2 separate regions of the Homo sapiens genome follow, and region 2 is linked to region 1. A link is a contact called in ENCODE Hi-C or POLR2A ChIA-PET data. All regions are on one chromosome and are shown on one strand. The core of a region is the stretch at or near the end of the contact, and the rest is flanking DNA. Distances in the headings are between cores, read along the strand shown. Region 1 overlaps ITPR1 (inositol 1,4,5-trisphosphate receptor type 1). Region 2 overlaps ARL8B (ARF like GTPase 8B).

Region 1 (4,228 bases), core at 526-3,025:
AAAATATTTTTAAAAACCAATTACACATTAACGTATTGACATATTTTTAATGAACAATAAGAATATTTTCCCAAACAAAAATTTTGAGAAGAGTAGCAATTTTTTTTTTTTTTTTTTGCGAATCACTTTGAGGTCTGGTTTCACAGAACATAGCCGGATTCACAGATCATATATCTGTTTCTGTCTTCAGTCTGTTGTTACATCATGTGCCTTGCAGCCTCTGGAAAACTTCACTGTACATGTGTGAGAGACTGAGTGAAAATGAAAATAATGCCCCAATGTTATTGTGAAATAGTTTTGACCTTGAAGTTTCCCTGACCCTTGGGCCACCAGCTCCTAGAGTACATAGGTAATTTGAAATGTGGGGTTGTGGCATGGAACATTAGAGAGAGGGAGAAATTGAAGGCTTAAGTGACAGGGTGCAATTGACCATCTCTAAGTCTGGGTATTGTATGAGATCTTTCTGTTCAGAAAAAAATGCATGGGGATACTTTTCAGTTGTTTTTGTGAAACAAAATTGCTTCCTAAAGTTCCTCCTGAAATGCAAAGAAACGCTGAGAATGTGGAAGCTAGTGGTACTTGTCCTACGTTCATCTTTTTCTTATGAGCAAGATTATACCAAGCAGTCCAGAAGTTCTGCAGTGGGATGGGTCATTAAAAAATTATAAAGCATAGGTTCCTCTCTGTGTCTGAGAATAGCAGCTTCAAGTGTAACTTCCTTTATAACTGTTAGTCTCCAACACTTACTTTGTTCTTTTTGTAGCTTTTGGCCTCAGATGAAGTTGTGTCCTACAATAGAAATTAGATTGATGCTTATTGCTCTTAGGTTCTGTCATAACTGGTGTTTAAGGAACCAGGATAGAAGCTTTTAATAATAGATGAGCTATATTCTGTGCTAGCCAGCTTCACTGTTTAAGGAGGTTAAATGATTACAAATTCAGGCTTCTGGGGAGTGTTTTGCGTGTGTCTTGGGTCAGTGATATATAAGATTTTCACTGTTAAGGTAATTGTGTGGTAAAATACAGAGGAGCTTGGTCATCAGGAAATTAATGGTGCACTGTGGGGACGAGGCGAGGGGTTGCAGGCAGGCAGGGGATCCAAAGTACCTGACTCTCATGCTCAGAAGGGTTTCATTTAAGGTCAGACTGTCAGTGGGACTACCCTGCCACCCGATTACTGAAAGTCAGACTGTTCAGCCCCAGTGGCCAGGTGGCTTCATCTTAATTAAACGTAGGAGGCTTGCCTTTGTGTCTTGGTAAAAACTGGCAGGTCTGTGGTTTTGGGGTCCCTTAACTAGTATAAAGTCAATTTCTCATTTCCTCCCAAGCCTGTCCACCCTTGAAGATTAAGTGATCCCTTAGGTAACTTATTGGTTAATGAAGTGTTCTACTTTAGTCTCAGTTTCAGGAGTTGTTAACTTTTAAATTCGGAATTCTGTGTAGGCGAAAATCAAGGTTTTTTTTTTTTTTTTTTTTTAAATGAATGTAATGCAATTAGTTAAGTGTGTGCAGGAGAACTAATAGATGGAAAAATTTCAATAAGTGAGTTTTCTGCCACAGTCAAATGAGTGAGTTTTCTATCACACTAAAAGCTTTTAGAAAAAAAAAAATTCCAAACCTATCTTGAGCTGCTGCTTAAAATTAAATGAACATATTTCTTTTTTAGTGAGGTTGTGCTTTGGCCTGTTTTAACACCAGAGTGGAAGAGGTTCTAAATACTGAATTACTATCCCTTTGAAGAGGTTTCCACCACCCCCACTGCCAGCAGGGGACCTAGATTGATGTTAGAAGGCGGGGGAGTTGAGTTGAGGTCTGGCCAGCTTTGGTATTGTGAGTTTGGGTACTGAAAAACAACAGTACTTTGGAGATGCTGTCCAAGTATCAGCCACCTCGTGGGCTTACAGAGGATTTAAACATTTCTGGGATCTTTGTTTCTCCAGATGTATTTCCTAGAGTATTGACCAGGTAAGCAACATTCATCAAGTAGAGGAATCACAGGACAGAGGTGAGTGAAGACTTTGAAGGAACAAAAACGAATGTTTTCATTTCAGACTCATTCAGACATACAGAAAGTGAGCATAAAGGGCCAAGTATTGTGTTGACCACTTTATGTGGATTATTTGGTTTACTCCTCACAATGACCCTGAGAAATATGAAAGGTTGCCCCCTTTTTTACAGATAAGAGAGCTGAGGTTCAGAGAAGTTATGGAAGTTGCTTAAGGACACACAGCTGGTAATTTATGAGGCTGGAATTCAGACTCACATATTCTGAGTCTGTTTCCAAGTGTACACTCTTGTCAGTACTCCAAGCCATTTTGGACATGTGGAGGGGATGGTCAATGGGGATAAAAGTTAGAGTATCTTTCCAGGGATAAAAGTTAGATATTTTGTTTCTTGCTTCCAAATTTCTCATAGAAATCTATTGAAAAGGGCCAAGTAGGTTTCTGTTCTTGATCTAACACTGTAAATTTGGCTTTAATTTGTTTTGGAGAGCAGTCATCTAAAAAACAAACCAGGTGTGGTGGCTCATGCCTGTAATTCCAGCACTTTGAGAGGCTGAAGCAGGAGGATTACTTGAGGCCAGAGTTCAAGACCAACCTGGGCACCATAGTGAGACCTTGTCTCTACAAAAATAAGAATGAAAAAACTTAGCCAGACATGGTGGTACGCACCGGTAGTTCTAGCTACTCAGGAGGCTGAGGTGGGAGGATCACTTGAGCCTGGGAGGTCAAGGCTGCAGTGAGCTATGATTGCACCACTACCTTCCAGCCTGGGTGACAGAGTGAGACCATAACTCTAAAAAACAAAACCAGTATAAACTCTTCTAGGCAGCAGATACAATAGCACTAAAGTGACATTGAACCCATATTTGACTGCTTGCTCTATCCCAGGTACTACCAGGTACTAGGATGCAACAGGAAAGAAGACAACTGAGGTTCTTGCCCTCATGAGCTTGCAGTCTAGTGGAGAAGACAAACAAACAAGTGAATAAGCAATGTTAGGACAGTGGTAGTGGACCCAGGTTGCTGTATAGAAGAGTATGTTGGAAACGTATAACCCAGATCTGGGAGGTCGGAGAGGGCTTCCCAGAGGTGGAGACATCAAACTGGGGCTGTGAAGGTGAGTGGGAGTTAGCCACAAGTGGTGGTGGGAGAGGGAGGGAGATGTCTCAGGCTGAGAGACAGCATGTGCAAAGGCCCAGGGAACAGAGCATGGTGGGGGCCCTGGAAAAAAAATCATTATGGCTGGAGTATGGAGAGCAGGGCTCAAGGTAGGCAGGGCTAGATCATGAAGAGCTCCAAAGAGATGTTGGAAGGTTTTAAGCAGGGAAATGATATGGTCTGATTTATGTTTCTAAAATATCATGCTGGATGTTGTATGCCGAATAGATTGAGGAGGAAAGACAGATTCAGAGAAACGAGTAGGAAGGCCTTAGGGAGTCCAGTTGAGAAATGATACTGGCTGAGACTCAGGTTAGCAGGGGCAAGGGAACTAGAAGAATCAAGAGATATAGTAAAGCTTAAAGTCAGCAAAAATTGATGCTGGATTAGACTTTTTCATTCATTTATTCAACAGGTATTTACTGAATACCTACTATGTGCTAGGCATTGGTGTTTGGAATACAGTTGTGTATAAAACACATCACACACAGATCTCTAGAATACAGCATGTGCCTTGTACGGTGTCAGACAGGAATTGCACAAGTAAATGTGAACTTGTAACTGAGATGAAGGCTGGGAAGTAGAGATCCATGGTGTAGAGTTTATAAGAGTGGAATTTAACTTCATCTGAGGGGATGGGGAAGATTTTCTGGTGGAAATGGTAGTTGAATTCAGAGCTGGAGGGTGACTTGGCTATAATTAGAGCAAGGGGTGGGGTAGGGACGAGAGTGTTGTGGGCTTGAGAAAACAGCACAGGCAAGGGCCCTGTGGCAGGGAACATGAGAGAGGGAGGACTGGAGGAGCCACCAGGCTTTGCTGGTGGTCACTGAGAAATGGCTATGAAGGAGGAACAGGTTGGGCAGGCAGGTAAATTCTTTTTGGTACATTGAGATGCCGTGAGCCGCTAGGAGCAAAACTCTAGTAGCTGTGGGACATGAGAGACAGATTTGGGAATCCTCTTCACGTAACAGTGACTGGAGCCAGCAGAGTGGACGAGAAGACCAGGAAAGGTATAGAGAAGGCAGAGAGCAATACAGACGCTGAAGAGCAGCTCTGGCTTCTCTTCCC
Region 2 (4,134 bases), core at 1,413-3,912, 630 kb after region 1:
GTCTCAACTCCTGATCTCAAATGATCCACCCGCCTTGGCCTCCCAAAGTGTTGGGATTACAGGCGTGAGCCACCATGCCCAGCCCTTTTTTTAATTTTTAAAAACTTTTTATTTTTTGTGGCGACAGGATCTCACTGTGTTGCCCAGGCTGGTTCAAACTCCCGGCCTCAAGTAATCTCCCACCTCAGCCTCCCAAAGTGCTAGGATTACAGGCACGAGCCACTGTGCCTAGCCTGGTTTCTGATTCTGATTCTTCTTTTTAAATCTTCTTTCTTTGCTCACTATTATTATATTTTAATGGTTTCTGATTCTTGAAGGTTTTCTGTCATTTTGAGAGAGAAACTAAAATGAGAGGTTTTTGTTGTTGTTGTTGGGGATTTTTTTTTTTTTCGGTGCCATAACCCATCCTAGATGTGCTAGGATGTTAGGGGCAACTTGGTGAAAAATTTACTGGTTTATTTGGGTTTTTCTTCTGCTGATAAATTTGGTTGTAGTTAATAGTTTTGGCTTGGTGGAAGAGATGGTGATTGCTCTAAGTTTTTTTTTTTTTTTCACCAGAGTAGAAGACTAGCAGAGCATCTATTTACAACCTCTCAATTTATCATGGAGTTTGTATTTTGTTGTTCAGCAGTCTAACATTGACTTCAAGCTTTTGTACAAATAATGACTCTCGTTCATTTGCCAACAAATAACTGCCAAATGCCTGAGGCATTACACTAAAGTGGAAAATCACTTTTAGGGCTTTTAAGTTTAAACTTAGGTTCAAATTCCAGTTTTGCCACTATTTAGCTGTGTGTATGTGACCTTGTGACCTTGACCTCAAGTTTTCTTTTCTGTAATACGAGGCCAGAGTAAAATGAGTAATGCTGAGCTATTATCATTATTATTTTTAAATAGTATAAGCCAATTACATATGGCTTAGCTAATAAGGATGTGTTGTTGATGCAGTCATCACATGTGATTGAAAAGCATTCCTGTCACTCCAACTTCTTACTGCGCTTACTGCACCTGCCACACTCCCCACCCTGATGATAGTAAGTGGAATTTTAGGCAGCTACTGAATAAATAATGATTTTACTATCTAGAAGGCACTGCAGTTTGGAACCTGAGAAATGTACAGTGACTTAGTATTTTATGACTGTCCATCATTTTAAGAGTTGAGTTTCACTGTGAAACAATGTCGAAAGCACTGACTGGACTAATGGAGTGGCTTTACAGTGCTTACTGTTTCTTCAGTAATACCCAGAGAGAGCTGCAGTGTGGAGGAGCCGGTGAAAGAATGTATTCAGCCCATGGCATTCTCTGCAGCCACACCACTGTACTGCCAGGATCACTTGAGAAACAGATGTCTCTACTGATATATAAGCAGACAGCTAAAAGATTCCATACACTGTAGTTTAAAATGATTTTAGGGAATTATTAATAATATTTTAAAAAATTGTTACTGAATTTTTTTACAGTAGAAGGGAACATGAGACAATCCATATGATACTATTAGTTTGGGAGATGAAGTTGCAAAATTGTGAGGCAGAAAAATGTTAAAAGTAGGCACTAAAGGACTAAGAAGTTACAATCTTGGCTTTAATGTATCCAATGACAGGTGCCATGGTTTGCTTCCTCCAGAGTCTAACAGGCAAAATAGTATTTGTAAACATTTTCTTGCCTCTACTATGCCTAGGCTAGCAGTCTTTAAAGATAGTCTTTAATGGGAGGATTGCCTATTTATCTTATGATGTACCTGTGGAACAGAATTTTAGGGGCTTCATTTATCTTCCAGGTAGAAAAGAGCTGATAAGGGGTTATGGAGATGTTGTCACCTGGCATTATATGCTATAATCCTTGGTCACATTTATAAGTTTTTTTATTCTAATACAATGGATCTGAGTGTCATTAGGAGCCTTGCAGACAAGTGTTTCTGGGTAACTTCTCAGTAACATCTTTGACATTTGTTTAGTTGCAGACCTAAATGGCCACTGATGGATACTGCAGTTTCAGTAAGCAGTGGAGTTTATTTCCCTGGAAGTAGAATGAGGCAGACCCAGAATATTGTAGAGTGCTTGTCATCAGCTGTATTTCTTCATGGCCCAGAAAAACTCCTATGTAACTTCCCTTAGAGAAATGAAACTGAACGGGAAGCAGAAGTAGTTACTGGATGATGTTGGACCTGGGAATTCTGAATGAGTCAGTTCAATTCCTGCAGGGTATCCTGTCTGAAAGAAATTAGGGCAGTATGCAGTGCAAGGCTTGCAGGGCTCATAGGTCTTTCTGTTATGTTCTTTCAGGGGTAGCAATGGTCAGGATAGCTTCTCACTACACAAGATGTGATTAGTTTTGTTTTTTTTTTTTTTTTTGAGACGGAGTCTTGCTGTGTCGCCCAGGCTGGAGTGCAGTGGCACCATCTCTGCTCACTGTAAGCTCTGCCTCCAAGATGTGATTAGTTTTTGTTCCTCACTTTGGGGAGCGTGTGTGGCAGTGTTTAAAAATAATGCTCTCCTGTTGGTTCTTAGGGAACAAAGTCTTCTGGTATGGTTTTGCTGGGTCCTCACCCAAATCTCATCTTGAATTGTAGCTCCCATAATTCCCACATGTTGTGGGAGGGACCCGGTGGGAGATAACTGAATCATGGGGACGATTTTCCCCATACTGTTTTTTGAGGTAGTGAATAAGTCTCACAAGATCTGTTGGTTTTGTGGTAAGGGGAAACCCCTTTTGCATGGCTCTCACTTCTCTCTAGCCCACCACCATGTAAGAAGCCCCTTTACTCTTTCTTCATCTTGTGCCGTGATTGTGAGGCCTCCCCAGCCATGTGGAACTGTGAGTCAATTAAACCTCTTTCCTTTGTAAATTACCAGTCTTGGGTATGTCTTTATTAGCAGCATGAGAACAGACTCATACACCTTCTTGGTTTTTTTTTTTTGGCAAAATTTCAACACGTTAGTCTTTAACTCTCTAGTGAATGTTGGAGCAGTCTCCAGATTGCTTAAAACTGAACTAGGGGTACAGTCCATAAGGAAAATATGCCCTGAGGGGCTGTATGTGTGCAGCCGTATGTATGGAGCTGTGATTTGTTGTCATCTGAAATTCTAGGCTATAATAATTGTTCCTGGGGCTCAAAGAAACCATGACGGGTTACTACCAATAACATTCTGGTGGGATGTTGGTTCACGCCTGTGAGAAACACTCATTTACTCATCCAAACCCAAAGAATGGACTTGGAGACATGAAGAACAGCGGAAGCAAGACTTTTATTGGCGGTCTTGCAAGATCTGGTGTCTGGTAGGCAGTCACACCGGGGACAGTTACAACAGGTAATTTATCTCCTAGCACGCAAGTCCCTCCCCCAGCTCCTCATTGGTTGAGTACTATGGGGTTACAATCTTCCTGGACATTGCCTAAGTTTTATTATCCCCCTTATAAGGTTATACCGTGGTCCCTTTCCCCACTTCAGTTTCGATTTCCCAATAATGAAACTTTCTCCCCTTTTAGGGGCTGACCCCTCCTCTACATTCTGTTCACTTATCATGACCTTCTGGGTGCATGAGCTGTGTGGTTTATTACATCCACAGGCTGGCTTCCAGTACTTAGATTTATTATGCCTCGAAAATGGACCACTTAAAATGTTTTCTCACAAATTTCCTTCCTTTTCTATTTACTTCCTTTGGTCTCATTTTCATCTAAACCCTTTTGGTCCTCAAATTGCTTTAGAAGTCATTTACTTTCTTCCTTATAGGAGAGTGAGTTTATTTTGGTTTCTAATAGTAGCAGGTTATTTTGCTGGTAACTTATTGGCATTGTTTATTAATAGCTGTTTTAATTAATCTCTGTGCTAGTCCCCTCACACACAAGTAATACTACATCCCACTGCTAAGACTCCTGCTACAATTATGAGAGATGTAAGGATTGAAGCCACCATGCCTTTCCATTTTCCAAACCAACCATTTAGCCAACCCGTAAATGGGTTGTTAATTCCAGCATTTTCTGCCTGTTCGTTGGCTAGAGTTGTCAGTCCTTGTAAAGCTTTTGTGATGGTCCCATCTGGGGCAGTATTGTTGGGAATGAAAGTATAACGTTTCCCACCCAGCATAACACTTACACCCCCTTTTTCTGGTATTACGTCTAGTGCAAGCCTGTTTT

What was found. A loop is a pair of places that touch in the nucleus more often than their neighbours do. ChIA-PET counts read pairs that join two places held with the same protein, here RNA polymerase II (POLR2A). Pooled maps may share reads with other maps.
Region 2: a loop to region 1 is called in a pooled map, with 2.7 times the contacts of the local background. The contact joins two enhancer-like sites. A Hi-C loop is called at or near these places in 1 of 37 single-sample maps with no recorded cell type and 2 of 50 pooled maps. POLR2A ChIA-PET finds 5 or more read pairs at or near these places in 5 of 52 experiments (AG04450, Caco-2, GM10248 and 2 more).

Annotation. Positions count from the first base shown.
Region 1 is chr3:4,507,001-4,511,228 of GRCh38, forward strand. The region is part of intron 2 of ITPR1 (inositol 1,4,5-trisphosphate receptor type 1); the gene reads left to right. Among named protein-coding and RNA genes, the nearest start is that of ITPR1, 16 kb to the left of the region's middle. Within about 2 kb of position 1,776, at least 3 of the 41 ENCODE cell types and tissues checked have a DNase peak (open chromatin) inside an H3K27ac peak, as active enhancers do; they include GM12878, where a contact is called at or near this core.
Region 2 is chr3:5,137,654-5,141,787 of GRCh38, forward strand. All of the region lies in intron 1 of ARL8B (ARF like GTPase 8B), which reads left to right. Among named protein-coding and RNA genes, the nearest start is that of ARL8B, 17 kb to the left of the region's middle. RefSeq lists enhancers at 2,490-2,579, 3,200-3,339. Within about 2 kb of position 2,663, at least 3 of the 41 ENCODE cell types and tissues checked have a DNase peak (open chromatin) inside an H3K27ac peak, as active enhancers do; they include GM12878, where a contact is called at or near this core.